Linked DNA regions of Homo sapiens: region 2 is linked to region 1. Evidence: read pairs that join two places in POLR2A ChIA-PET (ENCODE). Cell type or tissue: Panc1. All regions are shown on one strand. Links, peaks and the distances in the headings refer to the core of each region. The heading gives the core; the rest is flanking DNA. Region 1 overlaps MRPL48 (mitochondrial ribosomal protein L48). Region 2 overlaps RAB6A (RAB6A, member RAS oncogene family).

Evidence for each region. ChIA-PET counts read pairs that join two places held together with the same protein. Peaks named below come from ENCODE experiments on the same cell type or tissue, not always from the same donor. Only the 100,000 strongest peaks of a DNase experiment are listed, where the experiment ranks them.
Region 2: POLR2A ChIA-PET joins it to region 1 with 8 read pairs; 3 of 35 experiments call an interaction of 5 or more read pairs at or near these places.

Annotation. Positions count from the first base shown.
Region 1 is chr11:73,863,818-73,871,362 of GRCh38, forward strand. MRPL48 (mitochondrial ribosomal protein L48) reads left to right here. Exons shown (of 8, transcript NM_016055.6): 8 at 479-1,316. The coding sequence ends at 553. Among named protein-coding and RNA genes, the nearest start is that of COA4, 9.3 kb to the right of the region's middle. RefSeq lists a silencer at 2,807-3,101. In Panc1, for the core only: no CTCF peak of the experiment used is centred there; a DNase peak (open chromatin) is centred at 2,934.
Region 2 is chr11:73,726,274-73,733,818 of GRCh38, forward strand. It overlaps RAB6A (RAB6A, member RAS oncogene family), which reads right to left. Exons shown (of 8, transcript NM_198896.2): 2 at 4,492-4,550. Among named protein-coding and RNA genes, the nearest start is that of RAB6A, 31 kb to the right of the region's middle. In Panc1, for the core only: no CTCF peak of the experiment used is centred there; a DNase peak (open chromatin) is centred at 3,701.

The DNA.
Region 1 (7,545 bases), core at 1,160-5,159:
ATTGGTACCATTTGCTCCATCCAGCTCTGCTTGTTCTGAGTCCATCCTTGTCAAGCTTCTTCTGGTTGGTATTTGGGTTTCATACAGATCTGGGGACAGAGACAGCATGTGCTGGTCATGCTGCCTTAAAACAGTCCAATCCCTGTTTGTTTTATTTCCTATGTAAATAATTTTGGTATTCTCTCTCTCTCTCTCAAATGCTTCTATTGTGATAGTTATAGCATTTTGACATTAAATCTTCATATATCTGTCTTTTCTAACCAGACTATAAGTTCACTGAAAGCAAGGAGGAAGTCTGATTCAAGTTTGAATCCCCAGTATCTAATATAAGTCTGCTACATAGTAGATAATAAAAGTTACTTGAATCTGAATGATTCTCTACAGAGCTGGTTCAAGGGCCCTTTTTGGATGCTGTGCATATCTGGGTAACTAAAAGCTCTGCAGTAATTACCGCTTATTTTCTTTTTCTTCTCCTTAGCACACTGAAGAAGACTTCAAGGGACGATTCAAAGCTCGACCAGAACTGGAAGAACTGTTGGCCAAGTTGAAGTAGCTACTGTAGACCCTTTCATGCCAGCAGTGGTCATATTGAGTGCCAAAGAGAAGAGCTTACTGGGTAGTTAGAGTTCATCAGGAGACCCAACCCTTAGATTTCATAAGTACCCATTCCCATAGCCAGTAATGTCCTCACTCCTCTGTGGCTTGGCTGTACTTGCCATTTCTTACCACTTACCTATGAGGTAATGCTTGTTATCTTCCATCTAATAAAAATCTGCTGCAGATGTGTATATGTATGTGTGTGTGAGAGAGAGAAATTGGCCCATCCTGTGGAGTATCTTTAAGAGATTCTATATTCTGGCCAGGCACCGTGGTGCATCCCTGTAATCCCAGCACTTTGCGAGGCCGAGGCAGGAGGACTGCTCGAGGCCAGGAGCTTGAGACCAGCCTGGCAACATTCTGTCTTTACCAAAAACATTCTTTTTTTTTTTTCCGAAACGGAGTCTCGCTCTGTTGCCCAGGCTGGAGTGCAGTGGCACGATCTAGACTCACTGCAAGCTCTGCCTCCCGGGTTCACACCATTCTCCTGCCTCAGCCTCCCAAGTAGCTGGGACTGCAGGCGCCCGCCACCACACCTGGCTAATTTTTTGTATTTTTAGTAGAGACGGGGTTTTACCATGTTAGCCAAGATGGTCTCGATCTCCTGACCTCGTGATCCGCCAGCCTTGGCCTCCCAAAGTGCTGGGATTACAGGTGTGAGCCACTGCACCCAGCCAAACTTTTTATTTTAATTAGCTGGACGTGGTGGTATGCACTTGTAGTCCCACTACTCAGGAGGCTGAGGCAGGAGGATTGCTTGAGCCCAGGAGTTCAAGACTGCAGGAGCTATGATTGTGCCATTGCACTCCAGCCTGGCTGACAGAGTATGACCCTTTCTCTTAAAAAAAAAAGATTCTATTTTCTCTTTGCCTGATGCTTTAGCACAGAAGCATGTTCCCCTTCCGTATTTCTCCAACTAGAGTGAACTCATCCTTTAAAGCAATCTGGCATGGTGTCCTGTAGTGAAGCAGAGGATCATAACATAAGTAAACTCTCTATGGGTGGAAGTTGGAGAGAAGGACATTTTGGCTTTGTACATGAAAAGACTCTCCAGATAGAAACAGATTCTGCCCATAAGTGAAATAAAATGCTTTGTGGGGGTAATGAGTGACTTATAGTATTCAGGCAGATGTTACATAACTGCTAATTAAGTTTCCCTGGATTGAGTTTAAGCAAAGAATTGAAAGTTGATTTTGGTCAGGTGTCAGCAAACTACTGCCTATAAACCATATCCTACCCACTGCCTGTTTGTGTTTTTTTAAATAGTATATTGAGGTGAAATTCATACATACAAAATTACACTTTTTTTTTTTTTTGAAACAGAGTCTCACTGTGTCACCCAGGCTGGAGTGCAGTGGTGCGATCTTGGCTCACTGCAACCTCTGCCTCCTGGGTTCAAGCAATTCTCCTGCCTCAGCCTCCCGAGTAGCTGGGACTACAGGCGCCCGCCACCACGCCTGGCTTTTTTTTTTTTTTTTTTTGAGATGAAGTTTCGCTCTTATTGCTCAGGCTGGAGTGCAGTGGCGCGATCTCAGCTCACTGCAACCTCTGCCTCCTGTGTTCAAGCAATTCTTCTGCCTCAGCCTCCTGAGTAGCTGGGATTACAGGTGCCTGCCACCAAGCCCGGCTAATTTTTGTATTTTTAGTAGAGACGGGGTTTCACCATGTTGGCCAGGGTGGCCTTGAACTCCTGATCTCAGGCGATCCGCCCGCCTTGGGCTCCCAAAATGCTGGGATTAGAGGCGTGAGCCACCGCCCCTGGCCTTAAACATTTTTAAATGAGTAATTCAGTAGCATTTATTTAGTACATTCATAATGTTCTGCAGTCACCAGCTCTATCTAGTTCCAAAACCCCTCCCTGCCATTGGATCAGAGCCATGCTTATTCACTTACATACTGTCTCTGGTTGCTTTAATGTTACAGTGGCAGAGTTGGGTAGCTGTATGTGTATTGCCTCTATATCATATGGGCAATGGGCAGTGTCACATGTTTTCCATTTGGAAACCTGGAAAAAACAGTCTTTTCCAGTTGCTCAGCTGTTATCAATATGTGGAAGCAGGAATCAGGATTTCATAAACTGACAAGATAGTGGAGCTTAAGGACTTTAGGATGCAGCCAACCTAATTGTCTCTTTTAGCTAGTACAGGTTAGGGGCCCATAGAGGGCAATCCTTTGCCCAAGGTCATGGGATATGTCACTGGAAAAGGGCAGCAGGATTTAAATCTCTTGATTCCTAGTCCATCTTTTTCTATCACATCACTCAGGGATGAGTCAGGCTTCTTACACAGGAGGCAGCTGGATTCTGTCACCTTGGAGCTCTTGTGTCACTGACCTAGCTGATGATTTATCCTCTCGCCAGAGTCAGAGAACTTTTGTTGCTCATGATTAGTTTGCCCTGAGACAAAGGGAAATTACTCTTAATGCCTTATCCTGGTAAGAGGGACTGGAGATACTCTGATTGCCAGAACCTCAGGGTTACAAAACAACTGTGAGCTTTGACTCTTCTGGAGGGAGGTCCAGAAGGAAATGGATGTTCTTAGGATCACATGGCAGTGAAACCAAACGGAACACAAGTCTTCTGGCTCCAGGCTGAAAATACCTTCCCTTCCCTCCCTGAGACAACCTGCTAAAGGAAAAGAGGCAAACAAACCTGGGTTGTGCTGGCTTCCACATTTATTCATTTTGAAGCTGAGTTATTCTGGCCTCATTGAACCTCAGATTTCTGATCTGAAGAGTGAGGATAATCCCTTTTTAGGGATTTGAGATGGAGATAATATAAATATAATGAGCTAGTAATGCTCAGTAAATGTTGTATTTCCTTCCCTTCTAAAACTTCTTTGGCATACTCTTAAAAGATTTTTTTCATTGAGGTATAATTTATATATAGTGACACATAGATCTTCAGTGTACATTTGATCAATTCTGAAAATACATCTACCTACCCATGAAACCCATACTTGTATCAAGATAAAGAACATGTCCATCACCCCAAAAAGTTCCCTCATAATCATCTTTTTCTTCCCCCCGCCTCCCCTGCCCCGAGACGAAGTCTTGCTCTGTCGCCCAGGCTGGAGTGCAGTGGCACAATCTTGGTTCACTGCAACCTCTGCCTCCCGGGTTCAAGCAATTCTCCTGCCTCAGCCTCCCAAGTAGCTGGGATTACAGGCATACGCCACCATGCCCGGCTAATTTTTGTATTTTTAGTAAATACTAATTAATTTTTTATTTTTAGTTTCACCATGTTGGCCAGGCTGCTCTCAAACTGGCTGGTCTCGAACTCCTGACCTTGTGATCTGCCGGCCTCGGCCTCCCAAAGTGTTGGGATTACAGGCATGAGCCACCGCACCCGGCCATCTTTCACATTTTCCCCAAGAAGTCACGACTAACGTCGTTTCTACCGCCATAGATTAGTTTTGCCTATCTAGTACTACATATAAATGAAATATCATACAGTATGTATTCTCTTGTGCCTGACTTCATCCATTTAGCATAATGTTTTATCCCTTGTGTTCCATTATCAGTAGTTCATTCCTTCAGCATGCTTTTAGTTTTGAATATCCTAGTTGGGGTTAAATTATGCCTAGTAGTGCCATGAAATCACAAGGGATAGGTAGGAGAGAAGAAGGAATGTCAGTGGATTGGGAATCAGAATAAATGGGTTCTAATCCTGGCTCTATCAATACATAACCTTGGGGATAAACTATTTTGGTCTTCATTTTACAAATGTGTTAACTGGCCCAGGGAGAGAAAGAGACTTGTCTAAGGTCACCTAGTTAGCCAGTGGCAGAGCCAAGGATGGTTTAAGGTCACACAATTCCTGGTTGAGTGCATATTACTGAGATTTTTAAAAAATGATTTTTATGTAGATCACTATTTTTTTTTTTTTTTTTGAGATGGAGTTTTGCTCTTGTCACCCAGGCTGGAGTGCAATGGTGCAATCTCGGCTCACTGCAACCTCCGCCTCCCAGGTTCAATCGATTCTCCTGCCTCAGCCTCCTCAGTAGTTGGGATTACAGGCACCCGCCACCACACCCAGCTAATTTTTGTATTTTTAGTAGAGACAGGGTTTCACTATGTTGGCCAGGCTGGTAACTCCTGACCTCAGGTGATCCACCCGCCTTGGCCTCCCAAAGTGCTGGGATTACAGGCGTGAGCCACCATGCCTGGCCAGATCACTAACTTTCAAGAAGGATAGGATGCCTGGGTAAAATGGGCAGTTTTCCTAGTTGAGGCCAGCAGATTTCTCAGCTTCGTTTTCATCCCTTTCCTCTGGCTGAGGATGACTTGTTCCTCCACCATGGAATCCTGGGAATGGCCAGCTGTAGATTCTGAAAAGGTATGTTTTAGACACAGAGAAACAAATCTAGGTATTTTGGCCACTCAGATACTAGCAATGCTGAGGCCCCTGGGTCCCCTCTGTTTCTAGTGTACTTAAGGAAAGCTTTCTGAGCTTGTACTGGGTGTGCCTAGAACTAATCCTGATGGACAGACACTGGAGACAGAGGTGGCCAATGTGTCTTGTGCTTGTTTAATCTGTACTTTGATCTCTTTGTGAAATTTTTGTTTTCACGTGTCTGATCTTCTTGCAGAATCTGAAATGATTCATTTGACTATAATAATCCCCGTGGAGTAACTTTCATTCTCAGACATTTCAGCTCATTTTAGGAAATCAGCTCACCATTTAGACAGAGTGCCCAGGATCTGAAGAATGAAAACTCTTCAAAAGATAGCTGCTGACAGGGAGGAATCCCTGCTACTTCCTCTGCTTGCTTTAAGTCCTTGCTGAGCGAGGAGGGAGCCCCAGCATTTTCTACAGGAAAATTAAAGGATTCAATCTGGACTTGCTTCAGTTCTCTTTGGGTTTCTGAAGTCAGCAGCTCAAGGACTTAGTCTGGCAACTTTATGGAGAGAGGGTGGGAGGAGTATCTTCTTACTCATCTAGTAAAACACATTGCAGTGCACCTTTGTACCGAGCACAAGGCCAAGTCCCCAGCCAAGGACCTTGAAAGGAAGGGCTAAGGCTAAACCATGAGTCTGCCCTAGGCCTAGCCAAGATAGGCATCAAGCCAAGAGGTCTCTCCACTCATCCCTGGCACCAAGCCTCTAAGCAGAGGCAACCCAAAGCTGCCAGAGTTAGATCCTATAGGGACAGGTATGAAGCACCTTAAAGTTCAGCTCCTAGATTGTGGGCTGCAGAGCTGAGACTAAAGAAAAACATACCAAGCTATATCACTGTGGGCAACTTGCACTAATTAATTGCAAAAAGTTAATTTCCTTTTTGCAAAGTGCTGACAAAAGCAAAGTAATATTTACACAGTCAATGTGGTTACTCACTACTGTGTGTTAAGCACTGTACTGGGCAACAGATGCTTGTGAGAGTAGAGTAGAAAACAGCCTAGGCTTTAGAGCAAGACATACTTGGAGTCTGATCCCCAGTCTGAGCTTTATTTCCTCATCTAAAGGAGAGTGAATGCCATGTTCAGAGGATTACAAATTAGATTAGATAATGTAACTCAGGACAGTCACTAGCACACATTAATAGTGATGATGGTAATAGCTAACGTTCACTGAACACTTACTATGTGCCAGATGCTGTTCCTAAGCTAAACCAATGTTTAACTCAATCTTTCAATAATCCTATGAGGAAGGCCTATATTCGTTTTGAGGCTTGTGAAAAAGGTACTATATATGCATTTTTACACAGGTAAAAACAGATCCTGGGATGTTAAATAACTTGTCCAAAGTCACAAAGCTAGTCAGTGGCGTAACTAGGATGTGAAGGTAGCACATCATTGGGATTGAGAGCAGGCTCTGGAACCAGATTGTCTCAGTTAAATGCCCAATAAATTTTAACACTTTTTATTATTAGTTACGTATGTTTCATTCCCTCATTTATTTGGCTTATGACATATGAATTATCCCCATTTATCTGAGGGAACAGGCTTGGATGGCAAGAGTCCTCTTTGCCTGATCAAATACGTTCTGTGACCCACCCCATGCTAACTCCCTATTAGAGCCAGTGTCCTTCAAAACATGCTTGCTCCACTTAGCTGGTCTGGAAGCCATCCTTCCTGCCAAAGAGGTCTTTTATGCTTCTCTCTGCTGCTATCACCCCCTCCTCCATAGCCTACTATTCTTTCTTACACAAAATACACGCATTCCTGTTATAAAAGATTTGAATACACAGCAAATAGAGTCCTTACTGATGGAAATTGACATTGGGACCATTTGTTTACTATTATAAACAATGCTGCAATGAACCTAATAGTATGTATGTCTTATAAAAATACATTTCTGGCCAGGCACAGGGGCTCATGCCTGTAATCCCAACACCTTGAGAGGCTGAGGTGGGAGGATCACTTGAGCCCAGGAGTTTGAGACTACCCTGGGCAACATAGTGAGACCTCATCTCTACCAAAAACAAAAACAAAATTTCTCTTGATTATCCATGATATAGAGCATATTTAGTTTCCTATGTTTTGTGGTTTATTTGTTCACTATTTTTTTTTTTTTTTGAGATGGAGTCTCGCTCTGTCACCTAGGCTGGAGTGCAGTAGCAGGATCTCAGCTCACTGCAACCTTCACTGCATCCTGGGTTCAAGCAATTCTCCTGCCTCAGTCTCCCAAGTAGCTGGGATTACAGGCACACGCCTATCTAATTTTTTTGTGTTTTTAGTAGAGACGGGATTTTGCCATGTTGGCCAGGCTGGTCTCAAACTCCTCATCTCAAGTGATCCACCCAGTTCTGCCTCCCAAAGTGTTGGGATTACAGGCGTGAGCCACTGCGCCTGCCTTACTTGTTCACTTTGCTGTCAAACTATGTGCTTCTTGGTGGCTTCCAGGTACTTTTAATTCTGGATGGTAATCTTTTCTGTTATAATTTACAAATAGGTGATGTCTACTTCATCTTTATTATCTATTTATTTATTGAGACCGTCTTACTCCATC
Region 2 (7,545 bases), core at 2,027-6,026, 140 kb before region 1:
GACTCCGTCTCAAAAAAAAAAAAAAAAGCCCAGGCACAGTGGCTCACGCCTGTAATCCCAGCACTTTGAGAGGCAGAGGCGGGTGGATCACGAGGTCAGGAGATCGAGACCATCCTGGCTAGCACAGTGAAACCCTGTCTCTACTAAAAATACAAAAAATTAGCCAGGCGTGGTGGCAGGTGCCTGCAGTCCCATCTACATGGGAGGCTGAGGCAGGAGAATGGCGTGAACCTGGGAGGCGGAGCTTGCAGTGAGCCGAGATTGTGCCACTGCATTCCAGCCTGGGTGACAGAGTGAGACTCTGTCTCAAAAAAAAAAAAAAAAAAAAAAAAAGGCATAGTGGTGCACACCTGTAGTTCCAGCTACTCAGGAGGCTGAGGTGGGAGAATCGCTTGAGCCTGGGGGGATGGAGGCTGCAGTGAGTCAAGATCACACCACTGCACTCCAGCCTGGGTGACAGAGTGAAACCCTGTCTTAAAAAAAAAAAAATTAGAAGAAAAATTATTTTTAAAAAATGAAAAAATAAAATAAAAATAACATGGAGGAATTAATGGGTTGAAGGTTTTGATGTGAACCACCGGAGTAGAAACTATTATAGTAAAAGTACCTGAATAAAAAAATTGGAAGGATACAAGACTGTGGTCTGAGAAGAGAATACATGATTTTCAGAGAAGGTCTGAGATTATGGAAACGAAAAGTACAGGAGGCTAGCAGATTGTCTATGTGAACATTATAGTTGTCTAAAATGCTGACAGGTTATAATGAAGAGGACTACTATGAAAAGAAGTGCTAAAGTATTCAAAGAAAGAAATAAAACAATCAATGTTGTTCTCAATGGTAAATGGTAATAATCACAAAAGAATAGAGCTTTTGGCCAGGCATGCTGGCTCATCCCTGTAATCCCAGCACTTTGAGAGGCTGAGGCAGGAGGATCTCCTGAGCCTGAGTACAAGACTTAGGCAAGATGGCAAAAACCCATCTGTACAAAAAAAATTTTTTTTAATTAGCTGGGAGTGGTGGCGTGTACCTGTAGTCCCAGCTACTTAGGAGGCTGAGGCAGGAGAAACCCATTAGCTCAAGAATTCAAGGTGACAATGAGCTATGATCATGCCACTGCACTCCAGCCTGGGCGACAAAGCAATACTCTATCTCTTGGAAAAAAAAAAAAAGAACTTTTTTTTCCCCCAAAAAAGAATGGAGTCACCATCCATAGGGATTATGATTCTCACTTTACAGATGTGAAAATATGGATTCTGAAAAATTTAATAATTGATCCAAACCCATCCAACTACTAAATGGTAGAACTAAGACATAAATAAAGGTGCTTCCAACTCTAAGGCTCATTACATAGCTTTCCTAAAAAAGAAATGCCCATGTTTTTGTTTTTCAGGAAGATTCAATTCAGAAGCCATATTCCTGAAATAAATACTTCAAATGTGGAAAAATACATACTAAGAGGATTTAGATTTTAAGATTACCCTAAAAAGGTTTCTGAAAAATAAAAATGGTTTAATAATCAAGACAGCAGCAGTTAATGAGTGACAGCCTTAATCAGATTAACATTTGCTATATTACAAAGACAAAGCAATTGAAATCAAGTTTTTTTCTTTAATCTATAGAATGACAAATGAAATCAAGTTTTTATGCTAACTACAATACATATAAAATGGATAAGTAAATTAAGAGTAACTTGTTTTCTTTTTTTAACTTAAAATTTTTTTAATTCATTTAACAAGGCAGTTTAAATCTATGCTCCCCAATTGTTTCACAAAAACATTTCATAACTGAAAAGTAGTGGTAATAAAAAAAATTTTAAAGAGTTAACATGGTAAAGATTTACAGTGTGCTTAGTGTCTCAAAGTACTTGCTCTTAAGATTACTAATTTATTCCTTTTAGTTTGTTCTTTGATTTTTGGTATTGAAACTGTGTAGGTTGTGAGGGCAGACATCCTTACTTGTTCCTGATCTTAGAAAGCGTTCAGCCTTTCACATTAAGTATATAAGATGTGGCATTTTTATGGATGCTCATTACCATTTTGAAGTTTCCTTCTATTCCTAGCTTGTTGTTGTATGTTTTTATCATGAAACGCTGCTGGATTTTGTCAAATGCTTTTTATGTGTACATTCAAATGATCATGTGATTTTGTCCTTTATTTTATTCAAATAATGTATTATGTTTATTGCTTTTTGTATATTCCACTTGTTAAATGACACATAGGTCAGGTGTGGTGGCTCATGCCTGTAATCCCAGCACTTTGGAAAGCCGAGGTGAAAGGGTTGCTTGGGCCCAGGAGTTCAATACCAGCCTGGGCAACATAGCAAATCTGTCTTTGTTTAAATAATAATAATAATAATAATAATAATAATAATAATAAATGAAATAAAAATAATAGTGTATATCTTTTTTAACATGTTGCTGGATTCAGTTTGGTTGTATTTTATTGACAATTTTTGTGTCTATATTCATAGGGGATATTGGTCTGTAGTTTAATTTTGATATCTCTGTCTGGGTTGAATATTAGAGTAACTGACCTCACAGAATGAGGTGGGTCCTCTTCTATTTTTCAGAAGAGTTTTACAAAGTATTGGTGTTGTTCTCTAAATGTTTCATAGAATTGACCAATGAAATTATCTGATGCTGGGATTTTCTATGTGGGCAGTTTTTTTTATTACTAATTCTCTCTACTTATTAGATATATATTCCGATTTTCTATTTCTTCTTGAGATAGTTTTAGTAAACTGTGTCTTTCTTGGAATTTGTCCATTTTACCTGTCATCTAATTAGTTAGCATTTAATTGTTCACACCATTCCATTATAACCCTTTTGATTTTATTTTATTTTTGAGATGGAGTCTCACTCTGTCACCCAGGCTGGAATGCAGTGGTATGATCTCAGCTCATTGCAACCTCCGCCTCCTGGGTTCAAGCGATTCTCCTGGCTCAGCCACCCAAGTAGCTGGGATTACAGGCGCCCACCATTATGCCTGGCTAATTTTTGTATTCTTAGTAGAGATGGAGTTTTGCCATATTGGCCAAGCTGGTCTTGTACTCCTGACCTCAGGTGATCCACCCACCTCAGCCTCCCAAAGTGCTGGGATTACAGGCATGAGCCACTGCGCCCAGTCAACCCTTTTTATTTCTGTATGGTTGGTGGTAATATTCCCTCTTTTCTGATTTCAGAACTTGAGTCTTCTTTTTTTTCTTGGTCAGTCTAGCTAAAGTTAGTCAATTTTTTTATCTTTTCAAAGAACTGCTTTTGGTTTCATTGATTTCCTCCATTGTTTTTCTGCTCTCTCTTTCATATATTTCTGCTTTAACCTTTATTAACTTCTGTATTAAGCATGTCTTTTTACTTTCTATAGTTTTGATGTTTTGACATCAGGGTCCTTGCTGACACTGGAGGGACTGCCCCTGCCAGGATTAGCTTTTTCATTAGAGATAGTAAACTCACCTTTGAGTACTCCTTTCATAGGCAAACCAACCAATCCAAAGCCAATACCCCAGCACCTCCTCTATGACACTGAGGGCCAATACTACACTGCCCTAATCACCCGGGCCAGGTACTAGACAACCAGGAACAGCCCCTCAACCCCAGAACCCCTGAAATTATCCGAACTAGCTAATCCTAAACCTGCTTACCCTGTCTTGTGTGCCTCTTCCCTGAAAACCACAATCAAGGCTTTTGTCCACATTTCCCCAGCCACCTGCCTTTTAACTGACCCAGTGCTTCCCCATGTGGCCCCCTCTGGCATGGCATGCCCTCTTCTCTTGGGATCTGTGAGTATAACAAACTATCTTTTCAATGGCAATCATCTCCTGATCTATTGGCCTCACCATACAGGAATAATGATAAAACCTAAATTTTAAAATAGCTTCTTCCTTCTGTCGCTTTGGGTTTAGTTTTCTTCCAGTTTCTTAAAGTAGAATGTTAGGCTATTTATTTAGTATCTCTTTTCTTTTTTGTATAGCACTGCTTTAGTTGTATACCATAAGTTTTGGTGTGCTGTGTTTTCTTTTTTATTGATCTCAAAGCATTTTCTAATTTCTCTTGTGATTTCATCTTTGACATTAATTATTTAGGAGTGTATTATTTAATTTTCACATATTTGTGAATGTGCCAAATATCCTTCTGTTAATGATTTCTAATTTCATTATTCATTTATTCTTAATTTCAAATGTAGATAAAAAATGTCACAGAATCCTAGGCTTGGACAAAATCTATAGAGAATATCCACCATTACTTCTAATGCCATCCTAGATGATATTGGAGATATATTTCAACAGACTTTGGAAGAGACAAAAGAAATCAAATGATAAAAGTTTATCCTAGGACTGGACAAAATCATTTACACATTGTATTTATACAGCATTTTACAGATTATAGAAAGTACTTTTACATCCACAACTGCAAGTAAATAATTTTTTAAAAATATCTTGAATATTACTTGTAACAAAAAATAGACAACAAATAAATTGGCAAAAACAAAATACCTGATAGGTGTTGTCAAAACTGTCATACATGAATCTGGTGATCAAAGATGTCTTTCCAACTGAAATGAAACGAAAAAAAGATTTGCTCAGTGAACACATTACATTGGGTTCTCAGAAAATTTTTCTACAGAGAACTGCAATTAAAGTCAATGGGAAATACCTGCAATGGTTCTACTAAGAATAATTAAAACCCATATAGCCCCAAGATTGTCAAAATGACTTTCTCCAAACACAGACAACCATCTCCCAATTTAAAAGCACAGGTAAACAGTCTATAGTTAAAAGTTGAAAACATTCTGTTATTATATACTGACATTCCTAATTCACAAAAGGCCAAGTAAACACTTACTTGGCCCTAACAAAAAGAATTAATGGAGGCTTAGGTCCACTTCATCTAGCAAATCAAAGTATAATCCCTGGGAGTAGAAAGGCAAAAGATAGTCTTAGAAGGGGTATGAGGGCTACAAGAACTACACTGTTTTAAGAGTGAGAAAAACTGGCCAGGTGCGATGGTTCACGCCTGTAATCCCAGCACCTTGGGAGGCCAACGTGGGTGGATCACGAGGTCAAGAGATCGAGACCATCCTGGCCAACATGGTGAAATCGTGTCTCTACTAAAAATACAAAACTTAGCTGGGCAGGGTGGTTGCACGCCTGTAGTCCCAGCTACTCGGAAGGCTGAGGCAGGAGAATAACTTGAACCTAGGAGATGGAGGTTGCAGTGAGCCGAGATCACACCACTGTACTCCAGCCTGGCAACAGAGACTCCGTCTCAAAAAAAAAAAAAAAGTGAGAAAAACTGACAAGAAAAGCTGTTTTAAAATTCATTTCAAAACCAGATAGAACTCTCTACTTCTCTGGCAAAGAATTACCAAAGATCCATAACTTCACTTTGTATTGTGAGATAGATAGATAGATATTATATATATATATATATATATATATATATATATATATATATATATATACACACACACACACATATTTTCTTTTTTTTTTAGACAGTCTCGCTCTGTTGCCAGGCTGGAGTACAGCGGGAAGATCTCGGCTCACTGCAACCTCCGCCTCCCGGGTTCAACCGATTCTCCTGCCTCAGCCTCCCAAATAGCTGGGACTACAGGTGCACGCCACCATGCCGAGCTAATTTTTTGTTATTTTTAGTAGAGATGGGGTTTCATCATGGCCAGGATGGTCTTGATCTCTTGACCCTGTGATTCGCCCGCCTCGGCCTCCCAAAGTGCTGAGATTATAGGCGTGCACCACTGTGTCTGGACTGTATTGATATTTTTAGGTTAATCCATATGAAAGTGTCATGAGGTCAAAAGTAGTGGAATGCTGGCAATTTCTTTACCAATAAGCACATTCTCCAAGGGCAAAAACCATATCTGATTATTTTTCTATTTTGCCAGTGGCTTGACACAGACTCAAAATACAAAATGAATGCAAAAAAAACCTTATCAATTAGAAAGGAACTGGGTAAATCAACATCTCCAATACTCCCAAAATGTACTTTTTGGGAGGATAAGAACCATACCTAAAAGGCCGGGTGCGGTGGCTCACGCCTGTAATCCCAGCACTTTGGGAGGCCGAGGCGGGCGGATCACGAGGTCAGGAGATTGAGACCATCCTGGCTAACATGGTGAAACTCCATCTCTACTAAAAATACAAAAAATTAGCCAGGCGTGGTGGCGGGCACCTGTAGTCTCAGCTACTTGGGACGCTGAGGCAGGAGAATGGCGTGAACCCGGGAGGCAGAGCTTGCAGTGAGTCGAGACTGCGCCACCGCGCTCCAGACTGGGTGACAGAGCGAGACTCTGTCTCAAAAAATATATATAAATAAATAAATCAGCCGGGCGTGGGGGAGTGCGCCTTGTAAACCCAGCTACTTGGGAGGCTCAGGCAACAGAATCGCTTGAATCTGGGAGGCAGAGATTGCAGTGAGCTGAGAGTGCACCACTGTACTACAGTCTGGGCGACACAGTGAGACTCTGTCTCAAAGCAAACAAACAAACAGATCTGTTCAGGCAGCTATCCTTTCTCCTCAGTGATTTTCTTTTTTTTCCCCCGAGACGATGTCTTGCTCTGTCACCCAGGCTGGAGTGCAGTGACGCGATCTCGGCTCACTGCAACGTCCACCTCCTGGGTTCAAGCAATTCTCCTGTCTCAGCCTCCCGAGTATCTGAGATTACAGGCGTGTGCCACCATGCCTGGCTAATTTTTTTACTTTTAGTAGAGACAGGGTTTCACTATGTTCGCCTGGCTGGTCTCAAACTCCTGACCTCATGATCCGCCTGCCTTGACCTCCCAAAGTGCTGGGATTACAAGCATGAGCGTCCACATCTGGCCTCAATTATTTTCTTCATGGCATCTGGAAACTTGTCTTGGTTGGCAGAAGCTGCTTCTGCTGTTACATTGATTTTTTTGTTGTTGTTGTTTTAAGCCAAGTCTTTCAAAAATCATCAAGCCATCCCTTGCTGGAATTAATTCTCCAGCTGTATTTTAGGCCAGGCGCGGTGGCTCACAGCTGTAATCCCAACACTTTGGGAGGCTGAGGCAGGCAGATCACCTGAAGTCAGGAGTTTGAGATCAGCCTGGCCAACATGGCAAAACCTCATTTCTACTAAAAATACAAGAATTAGCCGGGTGTGGTGATGCGCGCCTGTAATCCCAGCTACGCAGGAGACTGAGGCAGGAGAATCGTTTGAACCCAGGAGGTGGAGGTTACAGTGAGCCGAGATCATGCCACTGCACTCCAGCCTGGGCGACAGGGTGTGAGACACCATCTCAAAAAAAAAAAAATAAATAAATAAAAATAAATAAATAAATAAAGAGAATGGACAAATTGTGGCATAGTCATAAAATGAAATATTACAATGACAAAATATCCTAACATGTAAAATTGTATGAACAAATTTCAGACACTACATAGAGTGAAAGAGACCAGATACAAAAGAATATATACTCTGTAATTCTATTTATATGACGTTCAAAACTGGTAGAATTAATGCTGATAGAAGTCAAGAAAAGTTGTAAGGGGTTTCTAACTGAGAAAGG